3 separate regions of the Mus musculus genome follow, and all the other regions are linked to region 2. Evidence: chromatin loops called from intact Hi-C (ENCODE). Cell type or tissue: heart. All regions are shown on one strand. Each heading gives the region's core, and the rest is flanking DNA. Links, peaks and the distances in the headings are about the cores only. Region 1 holds the start of Dancr (differentiation antagonizing non-protein coding RNA). Region 2 holds the start of Rasl11b (RAS-like, family 11, member B). Region 3 has its middle 13 kb from the start of Gm32002.

Region 1 (10,162 bases), core at 3,392-8,391, 100 kb after region 2:
CAAATTAAAAACATAGGCAACTCGATTATCACCCACCAAAATGGAAAAAAAAATGCTGATTGAACTGCAACTCCCATATGTTGCTAACGAGAGTGTAAAAAACACAAACACTTTGGAAAACATTAAACATATCAGTGTGAGCATGGCCATAACCTTGATCCAAGACTTCTGTCTGTTGGCATCCAACCAAGAGATGTGCGCACCATGTCTCATGCTTCTAACGATGTCATCACGACGGCCACAGAAGCAATGTTCTAATAGCTTCAAAATGTAAACAACTCCAATTACTGTCAACATTTATCTGGATACACGTAATTCCATTACTGTATTCACATAATGGAATGCATTCTCATGACCAAACTACAAAGAATATGGGTGAACCTCGAAATATCGAGATAAAGAAACCAGAAACAAAAATGCGGGTTGACGTGTCTTGACCCATGTAAACACAAGGTTAGTACTCTACCCACAGAAAACAGGGTGTGGCCCCCAGGGTAAAGGACAGTGGCTAAGGATCTGAGGGGAAATGGTCCAGGCTGATTATGTTCGATCCTGAGTGTGATTTGTTTGTGAAACTTCAATACTGGCTTCATTAATTTTCTGTGTATTTACCTGTCATCTGTTACAGTAGAATAAAGTGTCTGCAGGAACCTATAAGCAACAAGGCATCGCAGAATTTGACATTTGAGAGGCTCAGATCAGATTTAAGAGATGTGATCAGATTTGCATTAATGAGATTAGTGCAGGAGAAGCAGAGCCAGGCTGCTTGCATGAGTAATCCTGGGGTGGATGTAAAGCAAGAGCGACCAGGAAGAAAAGGAAGACTAGGGTAGGCCAGGAGACAGTCCGCATGATGGGACTTGTCTTACTGTCTTTTGAGTTCTTTCTTGAAAAATGTGAATAACTCTATGTTGGGTGCTATTTTAATGACTTAATGTTTAGTTGTAATTGTCTATATCTGCTCGCCCACGGGATCTGTTCTCCTGTACAATCTACCGAAGATGTACGTATAGAGCTGAGAAGGCTTCAAGAGAACTGATTTGACAAGGTCTAGGTGATGCATCTTCCCCAAGCACAGGAAAAATCCCCACCTTGCTTTGGACCTGTGTGAAAGTAGGAAATAAGTCATAAGGCCAAATGGGAGGAAGAAGAGGAGGGGGAGGGGGTGGGGGTGGGGGAGGAGAAGGAGGAGGAGGAAGAGGAGGGGGAGGAGGAAGGACGTCAGATTTACGTGAAATGTGTCTAAGAAACCAGAACTTTACTGTATCCTGGATTCCAACAATAAACTCAGGCCCAGTCACTTCCTTCTTCCGAGGTCAGCAGAGAGGTCAGCAGAGGTTCCCCCAACCCCAATTATAGCAAGGCAGGATTCAGACAGAGGGGCTGGAGTTGGAACCTGGGTCTAACCAATCACCACATGCACTACTCTCCCAACCGGTGATTGGCAGGTGTGTCTACCAGTGTCTTCATGTCCGAGAACCCTTGATGCTTCTGTGGGTCCCGAGGTTGTTTCGTTGTCTGAGTCACTCGGGTTAATAAACTAACCCCAACACCCGGACCTAAAGCACCGCTGCCTACCCTTGGTGTGAAAAGCGAGCGTCTTTGTTTATGTTGGAGCATTTCATGCAGGAGTCAGGGCTTGGTGCCCTGGGTAGGGGAATTAACTGCTCTTGATGTTCCCAGTCATTTTCTCGCTCATATTTCAGCTGAAGTGGGATAAGGCGACATTTATAGTTTGAAGTATCTTTCCTGTGCAAACACTTACCAAAGTCCTTATCCCCACCCCCCACCCCAAAGGTAATGGGAGCCCTTCAAATTCCTTCACTTAGCAAGTAATTCCAAATTATCTTTAAGAACCTTATACTTAATACCATAAACCTTGAGTGGGGTGGTTCCTAAGAGTGAGAAGTGTCTCGAAGTGTTTAAGCTCTCCTAGTGAGGTGGTGGGCTAGCCGTGGTAACGCAGGACGGCTCCTCGGAGATTAAAAGCAGAAATCCTGTATAAGGCAAGTTAATTCTCAGTAAATACTGAAAAGATGCAGACAGATACTTGCACATCACGGCAGAGGTTTAACATTCACAATAGCCAAAAGGAGCCAGTCCAAATGTCCATCAACAGATGAGCATGATTTCAAACAATATTCATCTGTTGCATAAGCATACAATGGAGCATTAGTCATTCTTCAGAGGTTATTACTGTATGGATGGATTGAGACGCATGCAGGAGAGCTAGGCAGAGCTCAGCTGACAGAGTGCCTAGCATGCAAGTCCTAGGTTCGATCCCAAGCGCCACCTTAAAACTGGGAGGTTGTGAGGCAGTTCAAGGTCACCCTAGCTAGAGTTCTAGGCTCACCAGGGTGACAGGAGATCTGTCCCCAAAGCAGACAAAAGCAAACAAAAATGAAATGGGGCCTGGAAATAGGTTGATGGTTAAATGTTTGCTGCTCTCAAAGGGGACGCTTGCTTTGGTTATAGCACCCACAAGGCTACTTACAACTGTTCTGTTCCAGGAGACCTAGTGCCCTCAGGCAAGCACGAAGTACTTACCTGCAGGAAAAACACACCTCCACACACACCAAAAGTAACTGACAGACTTTGACCTGAGAACTAAGTAAAACATTTAAAGCTTACAAAATATTGCTTTCAGTGTGTTACACTGAATTCCAAAAATACACAGTATTTGTAGTATATCTAGTTCAGGGAACTAGAATTATAGATATCCAGTCATGCATAAGACAGAAGACATCAAAGCGGGGCAGTGGTGGCGCACGCCTTTGATCCCAGCACTCGGGAGGCAGAGGCAGGCAGATTTCTGAGTTCGGGGCCAGCCTGGTCTACAGAGTTCCAGGACAGCCAGGGCTACACAGAGAAACCTTGTCTCGAAAAACAAAAAATAAAAACAAAAACAAACAAAAAAACAAACAAAAAAAGACAGGAGACAGACATCAGCATGCACTTTATTTTAAAACTAACTCTATCAATCTCTGGTATTTGAGGTTCCCAGTGAGTTCCAACCGAAATACTGTTAACTTGAAACTAGTTCATTCTTAAGTGCTTGTGCATGTTTTGCATTTACCTTGGCTGTCCTTGAACTCACAGATGCCTTAGTATTGTGAATAAAGGTGTGTGCAAGCACATCTGGCTCACACTTGCTAGCTCATATTAAATGTATGGCCCAAGGTCAGTTTTTAGGACACTTATTAGATTCTGTGTGGTTTGTGGTGCTGTCTGCCTTGTGGCATTTCAACTACCCTCTTCACTGCACAACTAGGGAAATGTAGATATCCTTTAGCAGAAGGGAAAATGAAGGCTGAGGTGGTATGTATGGGCCCTAAGCCTGCAACTTCCCACAGGTTGTCTGCTCTAATCCTTCATGAGCAGCTTCAGAAATCAGCCATAGTAGTACTGGCTGTAACTTGGTTCATCTAACAGTGTTTCAATCTGTGGGTCCAGATCCCCTTGGGGTCACAGATCATATCCTGCATATCAGATATTTACATTGTAATTGTAACAGTAACAAACTTGGTTATGAAGTAGCAATGAATTATGGCTAGGGGGTCCCAACATCAGGAACTTATTAAAGAGGTCCCAACTGTATTAGGAAGGCTGAGAAGCACTGGTAGTGCCTGATGACTTTGTTACACCTCCAGAGCCCTTATCAATGCAGTCAGCGACAGCATTTATATAAAATCAGAGGCACACCAACAGGTGAAAGTAGCTGCAAAGTTAAACTCACTTCTGGAAAAACTGTCTCTCATTGATGATTTTTGCGGAGGCCAAAGCAAATTGAAGAACCTGTAACTTGGGCATACATTCAGGGCCATTGTTCTCAGGGAAATGTCAACATGTAATACATATTGAACATCTTACATTGGCTTCATGGGTGCATGGATCTAAGGACTATGAGGACCAGTGAGTTTAAAACTACTACTCCCCTTTATGCCCTCTACCCCTGCAAATTACAACTTCATTTGTAATATTCCAACTTCAAATGGACTTAATTTTGAATACATACACACTCAAAACCTAGCATATACCTATTTCCTTTCCTGTCTTGTGTTGTAAAACTGCAACCTAAGCACTGAAATTGCAACCTAAAAGCATACACGAGGTAGCTTTGGCATTTTTAAGACTTTCCGTGTTTGATTACATGTATGCATGGGCACTCCAAGCTTTCCTGGTGTCACACTCCCTAGAGGTTGTGAGCCTCCGTGAGTGCTGGGAACCAAACCCAGGCCCTCTGCAATAGCAAGTGGTCCCTAAGTGGCGAGCCAGCTCTCCAGTCTATTTTGAATTTTTCTAAATTATACATTTCGATTAAATGTAGCCTGTGTCCTTTTTCGGGCTAGTGCAGGTGTTAGCAGGTAGTTTTAGACTCCTGCTCATCTTACTGATGTTCCACTGGCCCAATTAAAAGCAGGGTGTGATGGTAATGTCCCATCCTCCAGCTTCCTCTGCCCATACCCCGCTTAAGATTTTGTCATCATGGAGGCACATCTACAGGCTGCTCACTTAAAAAAGACCAAGATGTTTACAGAGTAGCTTATAATAGCTACCAGCAACCTTATAGTAACAGAAACCTGTACTGCGCTGTCCCTGGCCACATGTGGCTACTGAGTACTCTCAGTACTCAGTACAATGTAGCCAATATGATTATAGCCGAACTGTGCTGCAGTTTTGTCTACTTTGGTCAGAGAACTTTAAGGCTATTGTGTAAATAGAAACAATTGATATTTCAGACTCAATTGTAACAGTTTCCATTGTCTCCCTGCATACTCACACAACTTTGTATCCTTGAAGGTGGCTTCTTTTAAAATGAAACCACTTCTGAAAATTAAAAGGCCCAGGTAAAGGCGCCATGCAGCCTAAGGACAAGTTATATCCCTAGCATCACACACACAAGGCCTAGATGAATATAAATCGTGGGTTCAATAGGCACCAAACAGAAGCTTGGAAAACAATTGAAAAACAATGCTAAGAAATAACCTTACAGCTAGCAGTGGCTGGCACCAGGCCTGACAGCCTGAGTTTGATCCTAGGGACGCACGCACATGGTGTTAGGACAAATTGCTCCAAGTGGTTCTGACCCCCCCCCCCCTCCCCAGTAATAAGAACAAGTGAACAAGCCATAGAATTGACACAGGAAGCCTTTATTAAAGATTATGGAAAATTACTCATAGGCAACAATATACAGGTTAACACACCTCAATTGCTAGCACGTGACTGGTTACTAGCAAAGAACTTGTCCTAACGAAGTCCAGATACATTCTAATGATCTAGCATGAAATCTTTGCATCTTTAAAACGGCGAGCATGTCATAGCCATGCAGATCTGATTCTAGGGCAGTGGGACATGAAGAAGGGGTGGGGCAGGATCCTAGTACATTGATTAAAATCTTTAGCAAACTACCTTCAGGGTAATCAGTTACAAGGCCATTCAAGGAAACTCACATGGCCCTCACTTCACCTATTTCAGCTTCGATACTAATCCTAAAGTGGAATACAGGCAAACCTGGTCACTACATGCAAGAGTACTTCACCTTGGAGCCATTCAGTCACGGGTTTCTTGTAGTTTTCAACCTATGAAAGAATAAAAATGTTTCACATAAGTGGAACATACTCAACTATATCCTTTCCAGCTGACCTAAAATCTCACTTCTAGAAAAGCAAATGTATTCTTGTCTTCTGAACTTTCTCCTCCAACCAAATTAAACCAGGTAGGCTACGTTTTCTTTTCTTTAAAATCCTATATCACTACCTAGCAATCGCCAGAACCTAAAATGCGCACATTCAAGTTTTAAATGAAGCTTTTGGTTCATTTGTGACTCCAGACAGGATCCAAAGAGGAGGTGTAGTTTTCCTCTCTGGGTTTTATGGAGAGTTCCTTTACCCTTCTGTGTTAGCCTCTTAAAGTACTGCGACAACCTTAAAAGGGCACAGGAAAGGGCGACTGGGGAGGCCCGGCGCAGCTCAACAAAGACAGGCCTGGAACCTCCGTCTTCTCGGCCACGTGGCCAGGGCCTGCCTCCGATCAATGCCGGGACGTACCTGCGCTTGTGTCCGAGGCAGCAGCACGGCTGGGCAGTGGGGACCGGCTCGGGTGGATCGGCCTGCAGAGGGAAAGGGCGGTGGTCAGGGTGCCCGGGTCGGACGGCACAGAGGACTTTGTGTCTCGCGCAGCCCCGGGCTGGACACTGCCGCCCGCCCCGCGGGCCGCTGAGAACTGCTCTACCCCTCCGTTCTGGCCGCCGGGAGCAGCTGAGCTCGGGGCGGGCAAAGCTCGAGGGGACACGGGGACATCCTGACACCCTCCCACGAGGACACTCACCACCAAGGCCGGGACCGAAAGACCGAGCCGCTGCGCGCTGCGTTAATACAGCCATCCGGGAGAGGGGCGGAGCTGCCCCCCCCCCCCGAGACCTGCAACCAATCAGAGGGCCGCTTGGAGGGGGCAGAACAGGAAAAGGAGAGCAGCCAATCGTCAGAAGGATTGTAGGCGTGGCTGGTATGGGAAGCCAATCGTCGGGACGTTTCGGACCCGGTAGGGTGGGGCCGTTGACTTCCAGCAGCAGGTTCTCCACCCACTGCGGTGTTGGAAGCGTTGAGGCTGTGCTCAGTGGAAACCTTCCTTTCCTGAAGCTATGCCGGTGCTAGGTGTGTTCCGACTTAGATCCCTTCTTGTTCAGCTAGTTCACTCCCAGGGCCCCTCCTTAACCCTGAGAGGAGCTGCCTTTTTCTGTGTTCCTGGAGAGTAATATCAAGGAGAAATGTTGCTGGAGATGTGAGGCAGTTAGTTCTCAACAGAGCTCTACCACAGAGCTACCTCCTCAGCCCGTACCATTAATTTTGAGTCAGAGTCTCTCTTAGGTGCCCACACTGCTTTCTAACTTACTGTGTAGCTAGTTCAGGGTATTCATCAAACTTGTTATCCTCAGTGCTACGTGCTAGGATTGCTGGCATGCATGCCACTCTCCACCTAGGCTATACCTTTGTCTTGTTTTTAGTGGTCCTGGGTTAAAAGTAGAGCCTGGCGTCTCAGATCCCAAACCCTTTTATTACTTTGAAACTAGGTCTCACTAAATTTCCCAGACAAGACTGGAACTTTCCGTCCTTCTGCCTCAGCTTCCTGAGTAGAAGGGACGACAAATTTTCACCACCAGGCCTGGATATGTGCTTAACTTATTTTAATGAGAATTTCCACGGTCTGAGATGATTTTATTGGCAAGGTTTTTAAAATAATAATAATAATAATAATAATAATAATAAAATTATTTTTTTAATTTGAAGAAATTAAATTTCCAAACTTATATTAAAACTAAAAATGTTCAAAGAGCCACGTGCCTGCGTTCTTCTCTCGGCTAAAAGCCAGCCATTCATTCCAGACCTGGCGCATCTATCGTCTTGGTCTGTTGGGGGAGGGGGGGTATTTTAAAGCAAATCTCAAGCTTGGTTTGTTTCACCTCTTAATATTTCAGTATTTATTTCAAAAGAAAAGAGGCCATCTTGCCTGAGGACAATGCCAATGTGATTGCTAGAATAAACAGCCGCTCCAAGTTCACAGCAAGACTATTCTGATACAATGTTACTTTACAATGAGTTCGTTTGAATAAGGACTCTAAGTCTATTCATCATGCTCGCCTGTGTTTCTTTACAGCCACTTTTAGTCTAGATAAAAAAAATGATGACCTGCTTTGTCAACTTGCTTTGACTTTTTAGATAACTTTTTGAGATTGAACCCAAGTGTTATAGGTCACCCTTTTAAGTGTACAAATCGGTGTTTTTAAATATTCCTCAAGGTTTTATAATCATCTCCATTGTCTACTCCCAGATCATTTTGCAGTCAGCGTCTTATTGGAAAAAGAAGCCCCATGGGGCTGGAGAGATGGCTCAGCAGTTAAGAGCACTTGCTTCTCTTGCGGTTCCTCGCACCCACTACCTGCAACGCCAGGCTCCAGCTCCACAGTCCCCTTTGGACAACAACAAGTTCACACAAACACACACACATAACAGTAAATAATAATACATTTTTTTTTTAAATTGGAAACCGTCTCTTCTAGATTTTTTGTAGGCATGGAATCACACATGTGACCTTTTTTGTTGTTGTTATTTTGAGATAGGGTTTCTCTGTGTAATCCTGACTGTCCTGAAACTTGCTTTTTAGACCAGGCTGTCCTTGAACTCACAGAGATCCTTCTGCCTTGGCCTCCTGAGTGCTGAGATTAAAGGCGTGCCCCCACCACTGCCAGGTCATACTTGGTTCTTTTAAAACTAGATTTTCTTCATTTGAAACTTGCTTTTAAGCTTTTTTCATGTTGTGTCATGCAACATGTCTTATAAGGAACAGCAATCTGTTTAGCCATTCTTCCGACTTTGTGTAGTCTGTTATCTGGATCCTGTAGTCCTGGGTAACTTTGAATCCCTCGAATGTAGCCACAGCTAGCCTTGACCCCCTGATCTTCCTGCTTGCAGGGATTACAGGCAGACACAGACAACCACACTCTAGTTTTTAACTCTAGAGACCAGACCATTCCTCAGAAGTTTGCCTCTTATAGGGTTTGACTGATTATTTATTTATTTATGCTGTTATTATTTTTGTTTTTCACATAAACTTGAGAGAAATGTCATGTTCTTGAAGGTTTGACTGTTAAACTTTAGTGCAAGAAATGAATCCCCTGGTCTACTTGCTAGAGGTCCAGAGTTCCAGGCTGCCGGGCGGTGGTGGCGCACGCCTTTAATCCCAGCACTTGGGAGGCAGAGACAGGTGGATTTCTGAGTTCGAGGCCAGCCTGGTCTACAAAGTGAGTTCCAGGACAGCCAAGACTACAGAGAAACCCTGTCTCGAAAAACCAAAAACAATGCCGGGCATGGTGGCGCACGCCTTTAATCCCAGTACTTGGGAGGCAGAGGCAGGCAGATTTCTGAGTTCAAGGCTAGCCTGGTCTACAGAGTGAGTTCCAGGACAGCCAGGGCTATACAGAGAAACCCTGTCTCAAAAAAACAAAAACACAAAAACAAAAACAAAACAAACAAACAAACAAAAAAAACCAAACAGAGTTCCAGACCATATTACCAGACAGTGGTTAAACAGGAAAAAAAAAAAAGATTTATTTTTATTTTTTATGTGGGGGCATTTTGCCTGCTTGTCAGTCTGTGTACCATGAGTGTGCCTGATGGCCAGGAGGCCAGAGAGGGTATCAGATTACCAGATGGCTGCTGGGTGGCACCTTGGGTTTTCTAGAAGAGCAAACAGTACTCTTAAGTGCTGAGCCATTTCTCAAGTCCTGGAGAGTGACTTTAAATGCTCTCTGGGGGAGCCTGGTACTCTGCATCTTTAACACACCAGTTGCTCGGTTCTCAAATACTGAACATAGTTTGGACACTTATAAAAACACTATTTAAAAAAATTCCTAAGTGTCCCTAAATTTTGACTCTAGCAGAACTTAGCATTACATAGGAAATGCCAAACAAACATCTGTCCGGTCTCTAATACTTTTAAAACATAAATTTGCGAATACCACTTTTAGAATTACTACAAAAGGGCCTAAGCTCGGAGGTAAAGCTGGGCTTTGAAAGAATGCTGGCCAGGAGAATTCTGTGTGGTGTTTATTAACCTCCCTGCTCTGAGCCAAGTTAGCTTTATAGGTGATGAAAGCCAGAGGGCCTCTAATAACTAATCTATTGTACATGTCTTTTAGCATTGACCTCTATATTTACAAATGCAGTCTGATTAGTTAGATAAGGGAAATTGATTTTATTGGGAAGGGGGAGAGCTACAGTGGACTTGTGGGTGTCAGACAGGGCAACTCTGGGGAGTTGGCTCTCCTCTTCCACTTTGGGGTTCAGGGACCTAAGTCGGCTCACCAGGCTTGGCTATAAAAGCGTGTGCTTGCTAACTAGGCCTTTCTCTCCAGCGCAACTGTGAGGAACCTGAAATACTGACTCTGATACCACTTTGGTTTTGTTCTTGTTTTGATTTTTAGGTTTATTTATTTATTTATTTATTTAGTATATAGCAGGCCAGAAGAGGGCACCAAATCTGATTATAGGTGGTTCTTTTAGGGGGCTGTAGTGGGTTGAATGAGAATGGCTGCCATAGACCCTTGTTTGAATGCTTGATCACCAGTTGGTAGAACTGTTTGGGAAGGATTAGGAGGTGTGGCCTT
Region 2 (10,162 bases), core at 3,502-8,501:
GGAACCCTAGGGCCACGCAGTAACCCAACCAGTAGCAGAAGGGAGGTGGAAGAAGCTGGGTTAGTGGGGCCAGGAAGGTAGGTTGGTCAGAGAAGGCCCAGAGCTGCTACTGGGTCTGGGATGGGGTGGGGGTGGGGTATAAACTCTGGCATCAGTAGGGTCCAGGATTGGCTTTTTGAGAGCCCAGCCAATTCCTTCCTTCCGTGTATAGGATACTGAAGAGAGGTGGTGGAGTTAGTGTACAGAATGTCCTTGTTTCAAATATCTATTTCTGGTACCCAGACAGTCAGTAAACGAAGTAGGGTGCTGTAACCGGCTGGCCTTAAGCTAGCATAATCTCAAAGCTTTGTCCTCCTCATCTTAAAATAGTGGTGATACAGCCTCTTAGGAGTCTCCCAAAGACTAAAGGAAGGCATGTGCAACCTGTATGTTGTAAATACTCACTAAACCCTCATTCCTCCCCCCTCTGCATCAGACTCATACCTAGCCCTGACTAGAGGGAGGGGAGATTGCTTCTCAGGCCAGAGTTTGTAGACATCAATTTGGGGGGGGGGGGAAGTAGAGAGATGCTACTATTGAGACAGATGAGATTAGTGAAACACTATACCAAGCGTATGCTCAGAACACAGTTGATCTAGAATTACGAGTAGTCGATCCCACTTGAGACGGTGGCCTAGATTAGGTCTAGGGTGGTTCCTGCCTGAGATTCCCAGAGATCACTCCCTCTGCCTTCTCTCCACTTCATCCTTCTGTAGCTGAAAGACCTGCCTGGGTGAAGTGAAAGACTGAGTCTCCACAGAGGTTGGGAGGTGAGAGGCAGTCATTGGTGCCAAGGGCAGAAGATGAGAAGGCCCAGGGCACAGCCACCAGGCTGCAGAGGCGGGCCAGAGTACTACAGAGATGCTTGTGGTTGTGTGGTGAGGAAGAGGGGGGAGGGGGCAGTAGGAAATAGAAATCTAGCTCCTCTCGGTCTTGTGCTACGAAAGTCTACCCTCACCAGAGCCTCTTGTCTTCCAGTGCAGAACAGAAGTGAGCTGAGAGTCAGTGAGCAAGTGACCTCTCGCTCATGGTGCATTGCTAACAACCGCGCAGTAGGAAGACAAGCTGAGAGATACATGTCTCTGCCCTTGTACTGTCTTCATCGTCCATCGACACCATTTCCCACCCTGCTGCCATCACACATCCTTCTCAGGGGTGAGGTTAGGTTAGCTTTGAAGAGGTTTTTTAAAAAAAAGAAATGTTCTATGTGTCACAAAGCATAACTGCCAGAATGTCACTGTCAAGGGTAGTCAGATGGTCCCCTGGGAAAATGAGCTTAAATAGCCCAGCCCCCATCACCGCAGACTCCCCGCACACCCCGCTGCCTTACCTATGCATCTTATAGGTGAGGCATGATGAAGAAGTAATACTGAATCCTCAAGAACTTGAGGACATCCCTTGAAACCTCGACCCTGCTTTATTTATGAAATCGTGTCAGCCCTCCCCCACCCTACCTCCCAGGGTTATCTGGAGAACTAACCAAGAACAATCTGGAAGGTGCTGCCCAGATGAAAGGACGATGCCCTGCCCACAGAGATGTTGACTCGACTGAGTTCGCAGGCAATGTCTTGCAGGCAGGCTCCAGTGGCAGCAGAAGAGAGGCCTGCCAGCTGCGGCACATGTGTGTGACAATCGCGTCACGGGAATAGCCCCTGAATAGCTGCAATGGCTGTAAGCTCTTACTATGAGACTAAAGTGTAGCCTGCGGACACGGCGTGCCCCAAAAAGCTTCACGGAGTGCACCAAGCATGAAGAAGCACTGCTTCTGTGGAGAAGCAGACACACCCACAGCAGCTCTACTGTGATGTGCACACACACAGTAGGTCTACCCAGAAGACCATGAAGAAACGGAGACATACAACTCTGGAATAGAAAGGCCAGGTTACAAGCAACAATGTTTGCAGGTTGTAGACTTCATGTTAGTGAGTTTGTTCTGCAAGGATATTTTTTTGTACTGTGTAAAATGTGGATAATAAAATGTACCTCACTGATCACATGTTGTGAGATATAATGTCAGCCTGTTCCCTGACTCAACTTGCTCAATAAACACAGGATTCTAAAAACTGCGTCCTGGAGGGCAGAAGGAAAACATTTCAATAAAGACCCAGTCAGATGTCTGTTCTTATCAAATGAGAGATTTATTGTACATAAAATAAATTAATTACAGTTTGAGCCAAAGCTTAAACGGCTTCTTAAAGTGCATCTGTGTAGGGGATTCGGCAGGTAGCCCTGCATCTGGTCACTCTTGAAAACAGCATCTCAGTATCTCAGCACCCATAGCCACGACTCAGCCAGGCCCAGGAAGCAACCCAACGTCATTGCCATGGGTCATTTACACAAACCACGCCACCATCAACTAACACTTTTTTCTGTACCTGATGCCACAGTTTAAAGAAGAAAAACAACAACAACAACAACACACACGACTATACATCGTCACGTTAGGCAACCCACAGCTGAGTTTTTCACAGCTACTCAACCCCGGTGCCCATCTTGTGTCAGGAGACCAAGCACCTTCCTACAGACCACAGCTCACGGGTGTCTGTACACGGAATATTTTGGTCTAAAACTTGAACTTTATGGGGTGGGGAGAGTCCCTCCTTGTTCTTAAAGAAACCTAGATATCCTTCAAGTCAGAAAGTTATCCTGTAAAGAGAACACGTTGGAGTCAATGAGAAAAGCAAACCCTCCCCTTGGGAGAGAGAGAAAGCCCATGATGTTCTTTGTTCTCCTCCCCACCCCAATCCACATCCATGTTTTTGGTGCACCTGACCATCACTTAGAAGACAGTGAGGAACAAAAGCATGCCCCATCCCCACGTAAACGACTTGGCAGATCAGTCCCGCATCCGTCCATCTGTCCTCACTTCCTTTGTTGCAGAATTCCAAAAGGCCCCTCAGGCCCCTCTGCCACTGCTCTTTCTGGAACCATAACTGCTGTCAGCCTGCCATGGTCCCATCTAAGAAGAACCTCGGGCTTTCTGCCCAGAAGACCAAACCCCCTCCAGGAGTCGTGCCTCAGACCGACGTGACAGTCCTCACTTTGGCAGACAGAGCCTGCTTAAACCTCCTCTTCAGGTCTTGCATGTTGGGCGACTTGGGTCTGGGGATGAGGGAAGTTCTGCGTTTCTCGGGGGTGCTGCTGGGCTGCTGCTTGGGGCTCACTTCTTTGCACAGGACATGGAAAGCATTGTAGACGTCGTTGTAATTTTCACTGACAGATACTTCATAGAAGGAGCAGCCGAGCATGCTGGCCAGTTGCAGGCCAAGCTGAGGGTCCACCTGCTTGACGTGTAGGAGGTCAGCTTTGTTAGCCACCAACACCACAGGCAGCCGAGTGCCCGGGTGCAGCTGCTGCACGTGCTGGTGGAGCTGGCTAATGAGTTCGTAGCTCTTGTGGTCCGTGATGGAGAACACGAGGACGACGGCATCTGCCCAGCGAATGCAGCGATTCAACTGCTCGCTGCAACTCAAGCCATTCTCGTGCACCTGAGGAGAAGAGGGAGAGCAAGGTGAGCAGCTAGCAGTGGGCACGGCACTGAGCTCTGGCCACAGCACATCCCTCAATTCAAAAGAACCCTTCATAGCGATGGATGGCGGGTTACGGGTTGTAAACAAGTTCTATTCCCCACACACTTGGGCTTTCTTAACAATATGTTGATCCAGCTGCTTGGAGGGAATAAATAACAGGGCAGCTCACCACACTCAAGTGGAAAATGGACCTGCAGAGAACTCCACGCAGAGCGACTTTGTAGTTGCACAAAATGGGAAATTAACTGGCTAGACAGTAAGTCTGGGGAAGATAGGAGCTGGAAGCATTTAAACCTGGATAACTGCCCAGTTCAGGACGGGGAAGGGGGGAAAAAATCCTAGCAGAGCTCTTTTGTCTACAGAGAAACTTTCCACAACATAAAAGTGATTCCGGGTGTTGGAGACTGGGCCTGAATATTTGGGTTTTGATGCCAAAGGCACATAAATAAAAACCAAAGGAAGGAAGTACTGCCAATTCTAAGGGCTGGTTTGGTTCCCCCTGCTCCGGTGATTCCCCTCCTACAAGAGGGGCTCCCCTTCTTCTCCCAGCTCCCCAAACTGAACCGGGCCAAGGCTGACCTGCGGTCAGGTACAATTTAACTGTCAAACCACAAGTACCGTCTAGACCTGACTGCCCACATCTCGTGTCCCTTACACTTAAACAAGTGAGCAGTGCCTCAGCCGCCGGTGTCTGCTCTGGCCCTGTCAGCATCAGTGTCTCACCTGGATGCCCGGAGTGTCCTGGACCTGAATAGCCAGCGTTTCTCCTTCTATGTGAACTTGTCTTGTGTAGAGATTACCTATGAAGACAGAGAAAGGAGAGTGTGTTCCTCTTTCATGTGCAGCCTCGGGAAACATTATGGTTTGGGTTTTTGTTTGTTTGTTTGTTTGTTTTTAATGTACCACGACTTGCACCGATACACACAAGAGAAAGATGTGATTTACTTCTAGTTAATGCACTTAATTCAGATCTTGTTTAAAGGCCACGTGCAGTCTTAAGCCCCTGCTAGTAGATTATCAAATTTTATCAAAAGTAGGTCAAAGTTTGTGGGTTTTTAGAAACTTGCTGGTCTAATTTTAACTGAGTTTCCATATTTAGAGTAGTTCCACGGAGGAAAGTTTCTGGCTCAGTATACGCAGGGTTTCTGTTTTTATTTTATATTATCATTCTCTGAACAGTTATATTTTGCCCACAATAGCTTCATAAGCAAACACGGTTAGTAAATGCACAGTTAGCATCCCTCTTAGCATGAATATGTGCCATGATTCTGATCAGCTCTATATCAAAGCAGAAGGCCACCAGGTCTTATCTTGGGACAGCTTATATGGCTCATTTCAACTAAATCCCCAACTGGTACTTAATACAAGTCTACTAATTTAACCATACAGTCTACTTAGTTAAGCAATTTGCTCTCCCCCTGCTAGAATCATAGCAGCTACTTATTTGTCTTTGTTAAGGAAAGAACTTTAGGCTTACAACTCTTCTTTGGCCTTTGCTTTCAAAGGTCGCCCCTGAAAGGCAGCCAGCAGAGGGAGAGGGTGGGGGAGGAGCTTGCAGCTGGGTTTTTTGTTTGGTTGGGTATTTTTTTTTTTTATGACTTTTGCAGGCATGTTTTAAAGGACAAGGCCTTGGAGTACAAACGGTGCTTCCAACTGGGGTCCCTATAGTTAAAACATACCACAGGGAATACTTTCGGGCACTTGATAAAATGATGAATGCGCCAAGAATGGAATGAGGCCAGATGGCAGCTGGGGGGAGGGGGAAGGGGGAGGGGGAGGGGGCGTGCAGAATTGGAAGTAGCAGAATCTTGATGCTAAACACTGTCACTCTGAAGGAAGTGTCCTTAAAGGTACTGAGAAATGAGGGCGGCCATCCCAACAGGGTTGGTCTCCGTACGTTTCCTCACCTGCATTTCGTTCGTAGTCCCCGATGAATCGTTTAGTGAGGAATCGGACCACCAAAGCTGCAATTCAGAAAAGAAAACAGACTGTTAACCCACTAAGTTAGACGGTTCTCCACCCCACCCCCACCTGGAAAACAACTCTTCCAAAGAAAGTCACAGCCGGCCACCGAGGGCTCCTTGACCCTCTACCAGACACAAGGAGGTAGGAGTGAATTACAGCTCTGCCAGCAGGAAGGGTCTTGAGGCCCAGCCCCTCCGCGGAGCCCAGCTGGGCCACACCTAAGCCTTCCAGCAGGCAAACTTCTTCCTAACCTTACGGAACTCCTGGAGGGGTTACAATCACTAGCTCCCCCATTCCGCCCCAGATCCTGCCAAAAGCCCAAAGCCCCAAAGTTCTACTCTGGCCCGAAAGTCGGCGGGACGCTCTGGGCCCCAGTGACCCTCTTCGTTAAAGCAGAGACATGAAGAGGCAGAGGATCCCACTGCAACGCCCACCGTCTCTCAGTTCCAGTCCGAGCGGGGGTCTCCCACGTCCCGCCCCTCCACCAAGCGGGTTCCTCGCATGGACTCACCGGTCTTGCCCACGCCGCTGGCCCCTACCACGGCGATCTTAACGAGCCGGCGGCCCGCAGCCCCCAGGCAGCAGTCGGCAGCGGTGCTGCCTGGGGCGGGGTACTCTGCGATGGTACACATGTTCTGGATGAGGCGCATCGCCGCTACGGCCCGGCTGCACGGAGCGGGGAGGAAAGTCAGGACAGGAGACGGCTCGCGCTGCAAGGAGAGGAGGGTACCCCGTCGGAGGGCGCGCGGGCAGAAACTGGAAAGAACGGGAGAGCGCGACGAGAAGAGAGGCTCGGGGGTTCCGGATCGCGGCTGGGATGGCAGCCGCCGGGGCGCGGGTTTTCTCTGGCCCAGGCCCCGCCTCCATTCCAGCAGCCAATCCCCGAGCGCCCCGCTCGAGGCCCCGCCCACGGCCTGCACTACCAGGCTGCGCCCCCACAGGAGCCGAGAGCGAGTGCGGGGCCCCGTGAGATCCGAGGAAAACAGGGCGGCCGGCGCGAGGGTGGCAACGTGCGGGACCCAGCCGGCTCCCGCTGCGCTAGCACGCGGCCGCACCGGTGCCTGCGGGGTCACGGGGTCTCAGATCCGCGTGGGGGGATCTGGCCGTGTCTGCTGGGTCTCAGGTCCACGTGGGGGGAATCTGTCCTTGCCTTCATAGGAGACCTGGCGTGTCCGCGGGATCTCAGATCCGCGGTGGGTTTAGAAGCACCCACCCTTGTCTGCCAACCTCGCCGCTGGGCCTCCGTAGGTCAGTCCCTAGGCATTCTCTGAATTGGGTCCCAGGTCCCCTAACCTCTCTGACCACTGGCTTCTCCACCTCTGACCCCAAGGAACCTGCTGGGAGCCCCATAGGTCACTGCCCTGTTTGGCCCTGCCCTATGTTCTGCTCGTGCGCTCGACATCTTTGCACTGACTTGGCTACATTCAAAGTATTATCCTGGATTATACATTTTCCCCATCCTTGTATTCCTAAACAAAGGCACCCCTCCGTGACCCAAAATGTGGCGTTTGTCTTTGGGGCAAAATACCTATTTTGTTCTAGTTCTTGCCAACAGTGCAAGCCCACGAGAAGGCACACAACGTGGAAAGCAAGTACCGCACCCCGAGAGGCAAAGCCAGGCTAAAAGTCACTAGAACAAGCTTGCATGGCTAGCCCAGTCACGCCTCCTCCCAGATCTGTGAAAGGTAAGACAAGAAGTCAGTGCAGCTGTGGATTGGACTCACCGGGAGGCAGAGGGGCCCCACGGTTAGCCTAGTCATAAAGGTTAGTTAAAAGTGGCTTGTCGCCAAGGAAGATGAGGAGTCTAGCACTCATAAAAATACCAAGTACCCCCGTGTCCTCATCAGAGAAAATCACAGACAACTGCTGGCCAGATCCCAACTTCAGCAACCTACTTTATCTATCGCCACCAGCATGCCCTTACAACCCTCAGGGCCTTTTATCTTGGTGCCTAAGAGCAAAGCCTGTGGCATTTTGTACACCTTTATTGAAGGTAGAAAAGCAAAAGAAGCTGATTCCAGGCTCAACACACCGTTTCTTGTTTAATCACAGTCCATTCTGGGCTTCATTCACCAGGTAATAAGAATTTACCCTCCTACTCTGGTCAGACCGGGACAAACCCTGTATCTAGTAACAGTTTGAAGGGGTGAAGAAATCGGAGGGGAACTAGGAAGATTATGTAGACTTGCCTGGTTAAGTCTTCCAGGATGAACAACAGAATGGAGGGGGTGGGGTGGCAAACAGGCTGAGCAGTCACGGTAGTAAAAGTCTGCCTTCTAGGGAAAACACTGGACTGAAGCAAGATCAGACGTCTGAGTCTGGGACAAAGGGCATGGCCAATTTGCATCATGTCTTTCTGTGTGGTTTAAATCAAACTTGAGTTTTGCCGGTCTATAAAATCAAACTTAGCAAGGCTATAATTAAGGTACCGTGCACCTTTCAGCCCCCGGCCCTCTAGCCTGCAATTCTCTAGTGTTTACATGGGAAATAATTACGTAGTCTACAACATTTGTTCGGCTGCTTTTTGCACACACAGACCTGATAAAGATTCTCAAAGGGAATTTTGCCTTGAATCACTTTAGCGTCTGGTGTTTCATTTTCGTTACCATGGGACTAACCAGACCAGTGATTTTTCTGTCTGCATCATGAAGGCTGAATAGAGTATACTTACTTTAAGTCAAAATGAACTGGCTGTACTTAAAACACAGAGAGAAGTGGAGGAGGAAGGAAGGGAGAGAGAGAAGCAGAGAGAGAGAGAGAGAGAAAAGAAGGAGGAGGAGGAGGAGGAGGAGGAGGAGGAGGAGGAGGAGGAGGGGAAATGAGAAAAGGAACGGGTGTTACTTTAAAACCATCTACCCAGTAGCCCCCACCTGCATCTGGTTAACCTCAGATGATAACACTTAGTTATCACTTCTTGGAAACCCAAATTTGTAAGAAAAAAAAAGAGACCAAATTAGAGGGCAGATCAGGACAGGAGACATGATTATCTATTTTATTCCAGACTATAGGAAAGAAATTTCACTTTTTACATCTAAGGTTATGGAGAAAATGATCATGTAATCCCTTCACTCCGAAGCCAGAAGCAGGCTGACTCTGCTCTATGACTGACTATAAGGCAGACACTATCATTACTTCTAGGAGCCATTCCCCTGCTGCTCCATAAACCACCCCAAACTGGTTCACGGTCCTTGTCCAGACACAATGGCACCGTTCTTTCCTGGACTCTCTCCTGGTGAAAGATGGAAGTCAGATGACAGCTGAGTTAGGTTCTAACCTAACTCACGGTTCTGGCTGGCCATCCAGTATGGCTTCCTCATTCACACACATCTGCATTTCAATCAGAAAGGTGGGAAGAGCTGAGCATAACTCAAGCTGCTTCAGAACACAGTGACTTCTAAGAGGACACTCTGAAGACAGGAAGTAGAACCCCATCTCTTAAGGCTTGTACATGGAATCCAGCAAAGCTTTGCTCTATTATGTGCTAATGGCCCAGCACACAGAACTCACACAGATCCAAGTGTTCGGCAAGGCACATGGGTCCTACCTTTAGATGGAAATTGTGCTAAAGAATCTGAGAGCATCTTTTCTTTAAAAATGAGAGAACAAAGTTCCACACACATCCTCAAAAAGATCACTGGGCCCATGATGAACACAAACCACAAATTGGCAGGTGATCAATGATATTTAAAACCAACCAAATGAGGGCTGGGGAGATAGCTCTGTTGGTTAAATGCTTTGTGAGTAAGAAAGGAGACCCGAGTTCAATCCCATGTGAAAACAAAAGACAAACCCAGGCGCTGTGGCACACAGCTTCAGTCCAGGCCTTGGAGAGATGAAGACAGGGAACTCCATCTCGGGGCTTGCTGGCCAAACAGTCTAACAGAAACAGCTCTATGTTCAGTGAGAAAATTATGTCTAAAAATAAATGAGATAGGCAATAATTGAGAAAGACACTCAACATAGACTTCTGACCTCCACATGGTTGCTCAAACGTGTGTGTGTGTGTGTGTGTGTGTGTTCATTCACTTGCGCACTGGCACATAACCACACGCACCTGTATGTACATAAATATGTTGCATATATAAATAGCTTGATGATGTTTCGAAGTGATGTATACACACTCTCTCCCTCCCTCCCCTCCTCTCTCCCATGTCTATTTCTTAAGTAAACATAAGAGGATAGGAGATTAAAAAATAGGAGGGATGTGGGGGAGTAAAGACCGAAATATTTTGCTAAGTTGCGATTTCACCTCAGCATCTGGAGTTTCTAACACTCTCTTGGATCTTTAAAGTCAATCTTTGATCTGAGAGCTTTCAGAGATAATTTGGTGTCTGGAAGTGCTTAGGATCCCAGAATGTAAGTTTAATAAATATTAGTGTAGCATCTGGGCTGTGAGTACCTGTGAGTACCGCAGGCACTGTGTCAGAACTGGGACTTACTCGGGTGAGTGACTACGTTCAGTATGGAAAGCTGAGATGTGGCCAAGCAACTTCAGTACAGTGTGAGAAAACGACTTGACAAAAGAAACGTGGGTTTTGTAGGAGCACATAGTAGGACTAAAGACCTAGACTAGGAATAGGACCTAGTCAAGGAATAGCTGGGCTGGAGAGCAGCTGCACAGCTCTGTG
Region 3 (10,162 bases), core at 2,870-7,869, 47 kb after region 2:
TCTTTTGCCCAGCAAACACTTGGAGTACAGGGTTGCTCTCCTCTTCTCTCTTTCAATAGAGCCCTTTCAATGACAGCTCCTGTTACCCTTGTGACAATGGTTGGCTGGGCTTTCCAGAACTTCACTCCATCTGTTTTATGATAAGGGGTGTCAGGGTATCTGGCATCGTATGCAAGCACACCTGCAATGGGGTATGAGGGAGACCAGGGGCACCACTACTGCCATCCCTGGTGGCACCAAGCCTGTTCTGTTTCCCTGCAGGCCTGCTGGGACCTTCATCCTCTCCTCGTTGTTAGGCTCACACTTGTATTTTTGCAAAAGAGCCACAGGTCACATTTGTAATCTCTTAGAAAACGTAAGGCTTGATACTGAAAAAGAAAGAAAGAAAGAAAGAAAGAAAGAAAGAAAGAAAGAAAGAAAGAAAGAAAGAAACGCACGTGTTCCGTTTCCAGTCCCTTTCCACAGTCCTCAGGTGGAAAGCCACATCCCACAACCATCTAGACCTTCTTGCTCTTTCTCTTTTCAGAGAATAAGAAGAAAGGGAAGCTGGGATGTCTACCCATGCATGGCAAAGACCACAGAAGCACAGGATGGGAGAGGACAGCTGGAGCTGCTGTCTTCACTGGCCTGGCATATCAGATATTTAGATGAGCCTTGACCCATGCACACAGACCACCTCTATCTAGGCATAGAACTTCCCCAAGGATATCACTGCCCCCAGGCTGATCAAGGGCTAAAGTAAGGGCCCAGGAAATCTGTATTAATAAGATAGACAAAAAACTATTGTGCACATCAAAAGATGTAGCTAGCTGAATAGCAAGGGGGCAGGGCTAGAGCTTTGCCTTAAACAGAAAGAAAGAAAGAAAGAAAGAAAGAAAGAAAGAAAGAAAGAAAGAAAGAAAGAAAGAAAGAAAGAAAGAAAGAGTTGGGACTAGAGAAGAAGAGAGAGGGTGGGGAAGAGGAAAGACAAGCGACACAGAAAGAGGAAACCTAAGGAAAAGGGTTCCTAAAGTCGACTTTCATCACAAGTTCTTGCTGCCATTTTAAAGGTCTTAGGTAAATCCACAGTTAGTGAGAATATTTAAGCATTGAGCCCGGGAGGGCTCCTGCTGAATTATGGTACAGTTAAAGGAATCTGCAGTTTGGGGGAAAGCAGCAGAGTGATTTCAGATTGTGTTGCTTCCATGTCTTAGCCACGTGGCCAAAGACAAGCCTTGGTTACGCCTGTGTAGGGTATGAGGTAAAAATAGCCCATATCCAAAGTAGGCTCCAACTAAGGGCTGCCCGGGACACCTGGTGGGTCTTCTGTTCCCCGTGGGATTAGAAGATGATGGTGTGGCTCAATAGCTCCCAGGACACAATGGGAGAAGGGCATTTACTGCTGACTGAGGGCTAGAGAGCCTGGCCCACGTCTTGAGGGAGCTGGGAGTGGTGAGAAAATATACCTAGGGACCATTTCGAAAGGAGGCCATTGGTCGTTCATGTGGATAAACACCTTGCTGGTAATTTGGCCCCTTTAATTAGTCTCCTCCTATCCCTGTATACATCAGACACTGCTGTGACGAAATAGCCGGTGAGAGGGAGTTGAGGAGGGCAGAGTTTGCTTTGGCTCTCAGCCCAAGGTTACAGCCCCGTCAGGGCCGGGATGGCAAGATGGCGGGAGCAAGAGGCTGCTGGTCACATGACACCCGCCGTCAGGAAGCAGAGAGATTTGTATGCCAGAGCTTAGCTTTTCTTCTAATTTAGTCCTGGACTCCATGGATATTGCCACTCAGATATACGATGGGTTTTCCTTTCCCCATTAAACCTCTCTAGAAATACCTTTAGACACCCCCCATCCCCCGCGCCCCATATATCTACAACGTGACTGTAAGTCCTGCCAAGATGGCAATGAAGACTACTATATCGTGTTACCTGGAAGGCAATGCACGCATGTCTCCATCACTTATATATGGTAGAAATAAAACTCAGGTCTACACCAGTTGAGTGGATGGTTCTTGCGTTGTGTCTTCAGTCCCCACCACCATCTCTGCGCTGAGCTAACTTCTGTGACCAGAGAGATCCCTCATGGTCTGCGTGGGACCCAGGTTGCTGCAGGGCCTGCGAGAGCAACTGAGTGAGCACTTGCTTGTACTCTGATCACTTGTATGCCTGCATGTGGTTTTGTGAGCATGCAAAAGTGTGAGCCCACATGCTCCTCTCCCATGTGTGCATCACCTCTGCCAGCTGTGCATGCTCCCTGAATATCCCGAGCTTTTGTCCCCACCGGCAAGAACACACTCAGGACAACCGGAATCTTCTGCGGCAAAGCTTTATTGCTTACTTATCAGGAGGGAAGACCCCCGAACTGGGAAAATGGCGCTGCTTATATAGCCCGCAGCGTGACGTTTCAGCACCTGATGTGGCGTGACAGCTCCTGATTTGTTGTTTGCCCATCACCCCATTACTACGCTGAGAGATGGGCAGTGACTAGGCGTGAGTTCACTCTTGCACTTGCGCATAAGGCTTGTTTACTAGTTAGGTGCAGTGGAAGCCAGCGCCATTTTATAATGGCGATTGCTCACAGCACGCATGCGATTGCTCGAGGCACGGCTCTCCACACCTGAATCTTTAAAAACATGCCTATCTTTTAAAGGTTGTAGTTTAACTTCGTGTGTGGGTGTGGGTGTGTGGGCATACACACACACATGCACATGCCCATATACACACATGAGTGTAGGGGTCTGAGGAGGCTAGGAGGTGACGGCTCCCCTAAACTGGAGTTGCACATGATTGTGAGCAACCCAACAACGGCCTAGTGCAAACAAAAATAGTACATGCTCTTAGCCGCTGAACTCTCTCTGGGTAGAAACACTGCTCCTTTAAACCCACAAGAATGTGTTCAAAGATTCTATCTGGACCTGAGGAGTTATACACTTTAAAAGTCGCTTCAGGGACCATTAATCTAGGAGCGCTAACCTTTTTGAATCTGCCAAGTTGTTTCATGGGCAAAGTTAGATGTGTCCTGTTCTTTCTTTGTTTAGTAAGTTAACGGATCTTTATGGCGCTGTCCTTATTTTGGATATGGAGAGAAACCCCCACGGTATTTATTTGTGCCACGTAGGTTTCTGACAGTTCTCAGAAAGGCTTATAATCAGGGATTTGGGGGAAAAAAGTGATGTTTCCTAAGTAAAGAAGATGATTTTCCAGACATGGAGTTAAAAGAGAAAGTTAATATAAGTCTTGCCGAGGAATGTGCCACTTCACAGAGTCACTTCTCAGTGCGATGCCACAGTGTAAATGGATCTTATTTGCAGTGTTCTTCAAACAACTTCTAGGGTACTCTGTGCTGTGGAATGAGATAGGTGCTCCCTCCTTAAGAGAACCAAATATAATGTGCTCAAAATGCAAGTAGAACTCAACGACTACTTCGGGCATATCCAGGACCTCGGTCTATTGAATGTGCCACCCACACTCCAAGTAGGCCTGCCCCCTCAGTTGCGGCTCACATGTCAATCAGCTCTGGAGTCTTCACAGACAGACTCCCCATTGTGCTTGCTGACTCTCCTACACATAGTTCAACCTGACAGTGGAGACTAAGCCCCACAACCAGACACGGGGGCACACGGTTGTGGGCCCAGTTATTGGAGACACAGTTTGAGGCTCTCTTCAATAACTTAGCGAGACTGTTCAAATCACAAATTTAAAAGAGGCTGGAGGTGTTTCTCAGTGAGACAGAACTTGCTAGAAAGGATGTAAGGCCGTAGGCTCTCCCCTGAGTAGGACTACCACAACAACAAAAAGAGCAAACAACATAGATGTCTTGACAGATGTATATCCACAATCATATTAGTTCCTCTGGAATAAAGACTGTGAGCATATCCACCTGTAGAACTCCCAAGCACACAGGGCAGACTTGAAGACAGACAATTGGAAGAGGTGCCGGTATGAAGGGGTAAGAGCCGGGTACTAGGTAGCCGGAGAGCAGTGAGCAGGACTGAGCCTGGAGCCTCAGAGGTGGGCAGGGGCAGTGGGGCTGGAGCAAGGGTGCAGGGAGAGGGGAGAGGGGTGGTGAACCTCTGGGGGGGGGGGGGGGGACTTTGCAGGTAGAGGAGAGAACCGAACACATGGAGGGAAAAGAGAGAACAGAGCAGAGCACTGTAGGGAGTGAAGCGCTCCTGAGAATCTGAGCAGGTGAGTAATGTGACTCACTGACTGACTGACTGACTTAGGTTCTCTGAGACCCCCTCTGGCTGTGGTAGACTGCAGGAAACCAGGGTAGGAACTGAGAGCCAGACCAGGGGCCTCCTTGGGGGAAGCTCTGCCCAACTGAGGTGGAGCTGTGAAGATGGTGAAAGTAGTCTCAAGACAGACATGTTCTGGAGTAGCTTCCATAGGATTTCTGTGATTGTGAAGCAGGTGTGGGAGTGAGTGGATCAGGGGTCTAGGAGTTGCCTCCAGTGTGCGTGTGTGTCTGAGGCAGGGTCCCATGATATAACCCCAGCTGGCTTCAAACTCACAGAGATCTGCCTCCCTCTGCCTCCTTAGTGCAGGGACTAAAGTGTTCCACCACCACGCTTGACTCCAGACACAGTTTAACTGAAACGAGAGGTTTCGGTTTGATTGTGTCATGTTCCCCATCAGCTTAAGAGTCTGAACACTTGATTCCCCCAGATGGTTAGCACCATTTTGAGAGGTCGTGGAACCTTTGTTTTGGTAGGGGGTTCCAGCTGGAGAAAGTGGGAAGTAGGTCATGCAGATTGGTGGTCCTTCTAGACCCTGCTCCCTGACTTCTGTCTCTATGCCTCCAGCTATCCCAGGCCTTCTCCAGGATGTATTGTATCCCCTGCACGGAATGCCGCAACAAATCATTCCTTACATTGTTCCTGCCAGGTGTTCTGTCACGGATACAGGGATCACGAAGAAGTAAGTGGGTGTGCCTACCAGACACTCACATAGGTCATCTAAGAGGCAGTCAGGTAGATGACAAATCTCCTGGACTCCGAGACAGGGTTCGAATGAAGTCATAGCTCCAGTCATCACTGGCACAGACGAGGCTGTTTTAAGTCTATGAGGCTCAGTCCCCTCAGGTTGCTATGGTAAATGCCTCACAGACGATCATAAACCACATAATGCCGTTTTTTCACATAGTCGACAATGGAAGTTCGAGATTAGGGCACCAGCAGATGCAATGCTTGCTGCCTTCACTGACATCTTTCCATGACTTCATGACAACCAGCAGAAAGGAGCTGGAGAACCAGTGATGTGGAGAAGGGTTGGGACCTTTATTCCCCATAGGTGGTGATGGAGCCCCTACAGGCAGAGCCTAGGCTAGGGGTCACGCAGACCCCATACCTGGAAGGGATTAATGCTGACCTTGCAGCGTTAATTTTTCCTGCAAGGAAGAGTAGTTACTTAAAAGGGGCCCTCTTAGGTCTTTTGCTTTCTGTCTCATCGTATGATTTCTTCTTCACAAGCTGCCACTGTAGAGATGCTGGTATCACACACTGTTAAGACGGGACTTCACATAGCTTGTGGATACTGGCATGCAGCAAGTGTAGTAAGAGTCTGCAAATGACTCCTGGCTGTCTGATGTCCTACTGGACTCTGAGCTGCCCGTGAGCCCGTGCCACCTTCTCTCTGGCTTTCACGTGACTTTGCTTGTCTGGTGCAGCTATAGCTCAGAACTGCTGAGAGGAGTGACTAGGTTTCACATGACAAGAGAAATGGCACGGCGGATGCCTGAAGGATACACAGCTCTCGAAAGAACTCTCGGCGTACGTGGGCCCTTCCCAGGGTCAAGAATTTGAAGTAGTTGCCCCATCATCTATTCCTGAACACTGGTGGAGTTTTGCACTAAAAATAGCTAGTCTAAAAATAAAAATTCCAGGACTAATCTGAGATTTGTCAACTGAACTGACGTCTACTTCTACATATTTGGACACATCAGTCCAGGCACTCAGACCTTTGGAGACATCTGAAACCTTGGTTTCATCTGGCATTATATACAGTCCTTAAGATGATACGTGGTTTTGTGTGGACATAATCAGGCAGTGTGTGAAGGGTTTGTTTGAAATAAAGCCTTTGTGCACAGAGTTCTGGTCTAGTTACCATACTGACACTGAATGAAAAACCTCAGAACATGAGCCACGAGAAGCCAGGAGTGTCTGCCATATCACAGTTAGCTCATTGCCAAGCAATTATGCTATTTTGATTTTGCAAGTAATTACAAGCCCCCATCCCAGTATTCTTGTTTGTTTGTTTTTTTTTTTTCTTTTCTTTTCCTTTTTAAAGAAATGGTCTCATTCTATAGCTGCCTTAGAACTTGCTATGTAGCTCAGGTTGGCCTTAGATTCATGATTCTTCTGCCTTGGTTTCCTAACTGTTGATGTCACAGGTGGATACCTCTGTACAGCCTCCTAAGTCCTTCCCCAGAGCTGATGTATACACTTCTGGGTTCTTACCAAGCCTCAGGGTGCATTCAGCTTGCCTCTCGATACCTCTGGTTTGAGCTGCTCTAACTCATTTTGAGTTGGTGGATTCAGTGCATCGCCATGGCTCACTGGAAATTAAGCCCAGAGAACCAATCAGCTTTCCTAACAACCTGTGTGATTTCTGATTGGTCACACACCATTCAATTCAGCTTCCTTTATTTTTATGAGGTATCATGATGAATGGGTGGGCTGGTCTTTTATTCAACCTCTTTATGCCCTTAGGAGTATTTAGCAACTTGACATCCCAGGCTTATACATAACTATTGTGTATAAAATGCTACTCCATTCAAGCAAAGCAAACTTCTTCGCAGCTGATCCCCAAATTTTTCTCTAGCACAGTAATAATGTAGGTGTGTCCAGGTGACTTTCCACACTGCTCTCATTCTGGTGTAAATGGAAATGTTCTGAGGTAGTTTGTCAGTTGACCAGCCTTTGGCCTCTCCTCTGTGGAGCTCTGCACGCTTCTGTAGGTCTTGGAGGTTTGAGGAATTCTAACTCAGTAAAGAAGCTCCTTTGCTGCTGACCCTTACAGATGTTATTATATCATTTAACTAAATCACACGGCTATCAAAAGGAAAGCAAAGTGCATGTCACTGGTGCTAGGTGGGGTAACAGTGATGGTTTGAATAGGAATGGCTCCCATAGTCTCATGTGTTTGAATGCTTGGCCCATACGGAGTGGCACTGTTAGGAGGTGTGGCCTTGTTGGAGGAAGTGTGTCACTGTGGGGGCAGGCTTCAAGGTCTCCTATGCATAAACTGTGACCAGTGTGGTAGACAGTCTCCTCCTGCTGCCTTCAGATCAAGATGTAGAACTCCCAGATCCTTCTCTGGCACCATGTCTGCCTGGATGCTACCAGGCTTATCTCCATGATGATAATGGACTAACCTCTGAAACTGTAAGCCAGGCCAAATTAAAGGTCGTCCTTTATAAGAGTTGCCTTGGTCATGGTGTCTGTGCCCAGCAATGGAAACCCAAACAAAGACAGTAACACTAGATGCTGTGACATCCCAATTTCTATGACATGGGACAACAGGGTTCATATCTCACTTGTGCAGCTGCTGACGTAATAGTGTTACACAGCCAGTGGCTATGCCTTCCCCATTGTCTCTGCGAGACTTGTGTCCCTTCCAAGCCATAGTCTCCACAGCCAATGCTGCCATACAGTTTCCCCACTAACCAGGGTCCCAGGAGAACACAAAGGTGTGCATGTCCTTATTTTAGAAGTGGCATGCTTGTTTTGCTCATAGTCTATTGGCTATATATTCAACCAAGTGTCCCCATCTGGAGGCTGGCTAGCTTGGCCATGATTAGGCAACTATGTCCAAGTTGTAACGTCAGGCTCAGAAATGGAGAAATGTGAGTTTTAGCTTATTACATTTATATGCTTATGCCATATCATATAATGAAAGTCATTAACATATACATTTTGAGCTGAGTATAGAGGCACATGCCTGTAATCTCAATACTTGGTATGCAGAGACTAGAAAGTACCAAGTTCAAGGCCAGACTGGGTTACATAGTGAGGACCTGCCTCAAACAAACAGAAGAAGAAGAAGAAGAAGAAGAAGAAGAAGAAGAAGAAGAAGAAGAAGAAGAAGAAGAAGAAGAAGAAGAAGAAGAAACAGAGCTAACCTTTGGATTATAACTAATACATGGAATTATACTATAAAGGGCACTTCACTAAAGGGATGTTGTTCAGTTAACATGGTATTGAAACACACATGTCATCTGCGTCATTTGTGTGGACAAATTGTGTGGACATGGTGGCTCTCCTTGCAGCTTTGGGTAGTTCTGTGATGTGTCCATAGCTTTGGGCATTTCTGAGATGTGTCCATTTCTGGCTGCTACCACACAGACAGACAGAGAAGTCTCAGTTGCTTCTCTTACCAGTTGCTGCCAAGCCTCCACTGCACCCTCGCAGACTCTCTGGAACTGTAACCCCAATTAAGATCTTAGAAGATGCCTTGGTCATGGTGTTTTATCACAGCAGTAGAAAAGTAGATAATACCGGTGGGTAGAAAATACCTGAACAGTATCCGGTTTCTCCTGGAGCAATGGACTCTTTCTCTCATTAACATCACAGCTCTCCTCTTAAGCACTTATCCGATGACTCAGTCTGCAACTACGATGCCACATTCTTTGAGTGTCAAACGGTCAAAGAGTGTGCATAACAAACAAAATGTAACTTTTAGGTACATGAACAAGACATATTTGCATATTTGGCAATATTTCTTTAGGACAAGATTCAGCTGCCTGTGAGATAAAAACCAAATAGAACTGTAGCTTACAAAGTAAAAATTCATTTGTACCAAGTCAGCAGGGAACTAGACCGATGAGCAGAGTAGCTGCATGCTTACCAAGAACTCACACTAAGGGCTGGGGAGATGGCTGGGGCTGAAACCCTTGCTGTGTGTACACGAAGGCCTGAGTTCAGATTCCAGAACACAGGGGTTTCCATGGTGGCCAGGACAAGGGTCTATAACCTGGGATGGGGGTCTATAACCCTGGGACAGAGATCCCTCAGAGACCAGCAGATTCCCAGAATTCCTGGACTCCTCCTGCCTAGCCAGTTGTATGAGCTATTATAAGTAATGGAGAAGATTGGACGTATATCTGAGGGTCTGCAGGGTTCTACACCAACATTTTTCCAATTTTCCATAAAGAAAGTTCTGCTAGCCACAGGGCCCTGGAAGCAAAGCCCCTTGGCCATTGACCATCGCTACAATTACCCAACCTTGCTTGTTTGTGCACGCCAAGCGAGTGCTCCACAGCCGTGCTGCTCCCCAAGCCCTGAGCTGAGCAAATTTTGAGCCTGGCCTAAGATAAAGATAAAAAGTGTCACCCAGTTAAAGAAAAACCAGTAGGCTATCAGCCCCTTCCAATTGTACTGCCCAGCCCCCACACTACAGCAAGTCCCCTGTATGGGAAAGAGAAGAAACCCAGCTAGGCATAGATAAGGAATCAGTGACCCAAGCAAAAAAGGGAGGTGCCTGGCCCAAGTGTAAACTAGATAGAAGCTAGGCTCACTGCTGAATTAAGCATTAAACAGATTCAAAGAAAAAGTATATAAAAGAAATAGTAGTTAAGAATTAATCTAGTCACGATTTGTACAGGGAGAGGGTAAGGTGATCTGGTATATGCCCTGGTCGCTGTTTCTCTGTGGTCTCAGGCTCCTGTTGGAAGGGTACTTCAGCTTGTCCAACTCTGAACCTTGGTGCTTTTCGTTCTTGGAAGCCTGTGATTTCTACTTTCCCCCTGCTACCCTGCCATTCACGCCCATTTTGAACACCAAAGCTTCTTGGAGCAGGAGAAAGGAGAGCAATGGTCTAACTTAGGCAAAGCAAAGGCTAGAAAGGAGAAAGGTGACTGACTTGGTGAGTCTCCCTGTGCCACACACTCTGGAGAGAAGTGACCGCAGAGGACTCCAGGGTCCTCTCCAGAGAGCCCCCAGTACTACTGGGACTTGTGACCAGGTGGTAGGAGGCTTCCCCAGGAGGTATCTGGAGGCCTAAAGCCAGAGCACTTCACAGCTGCCTGGGAGGATCTCTGTGTGGTGAAGGGAACTGTGGCTAGCTGGGAACCACAGGGATAAGGCTAGCCACACATAACATCTATCTGAGTTGGGAATAGTGTCAGAGCCTGTAACCCCAGGGGCTAGAGAAGCTGAGATGGGAGAGTGGTGGGTTT

The links. Peaks named below come from ENCODE experiments on the same cell type or tissue, not always from the same donor. Only the 100,000 strongest peaks of a DNase experiment are listed, where the experiment ranks them.
Region 1: it touches region 2 in a loop (8-fold over the local background); 14 of 42 quality-filtered maps call a loop at or near these places.
Region 3: it touches region 2 in a loop (3-fold over the local background); 6 of 42 quality-filtered maps call a loop at or near these places.

What each region holds. Positions count from the first base shown.
Region 1 is chr5:74,089,305-74,099,466 of GRCm38, reverse strand. Dancr (differentiation antagonizing non-protein coding RNA) reads right to left here and starts at 6,407. Exons shown (of 1, transcript NR_145133.1): 1 at 5,130-6,407. It overlaps Snora26 (small nucleolar RNA, H/ACA box 26), which reads right to left and starts at 5,937; the gene lies at 5,817-5,937. In heart, for the core only: no CTCF peak of the experiment used is centred there; a DNase peak (open chromatin) is centred at 6,486; H3K4me3 peaks cover 2,964 bases; H3K27ac peaks cover 2,590 bases.
Region 2 is chr5:74,191,474-74,201,635 of GRCm38, reverse strand. It overlaps Rasl11b (RAS-like, family 11, member B), which reads right to left and starts at 6,310. Exons shown (of 4, transcript NM_026878.1): 1 at 6,046-6,310; 2 at 5,477-5,533; 3 at 4,293-4,369; 4 at 2,159-3,527. The coding sequence starts at 6,184. The coding sequence ends at 3,057. In heart, for the core only: CTCF peaks have their summits at 5,080 (motif pointing right) and 6,482; DNase peaks (open chromatin) are centred at 3,505 and 6,415; H3K4me3 peaks cover 3,895 bases; H3K27ac peaks cover 4,498 bases.
Region 3 is chr5:74,143,400-74,153,561 of GRCm38, reverse strand. No RefSeq gene overlaps it. Among named protein-coding and RNA genes, the nearest start is that of Gm32002, 13 kb to the left of the region's middle. In heart, for the core only: no CTCF peak of the experiment used is centred there; a DNase peak (open chromatin) is centred at 5,681; H3K4me3 peaks cover 299 bases; H3K27ac peaks cover 4,515 bases.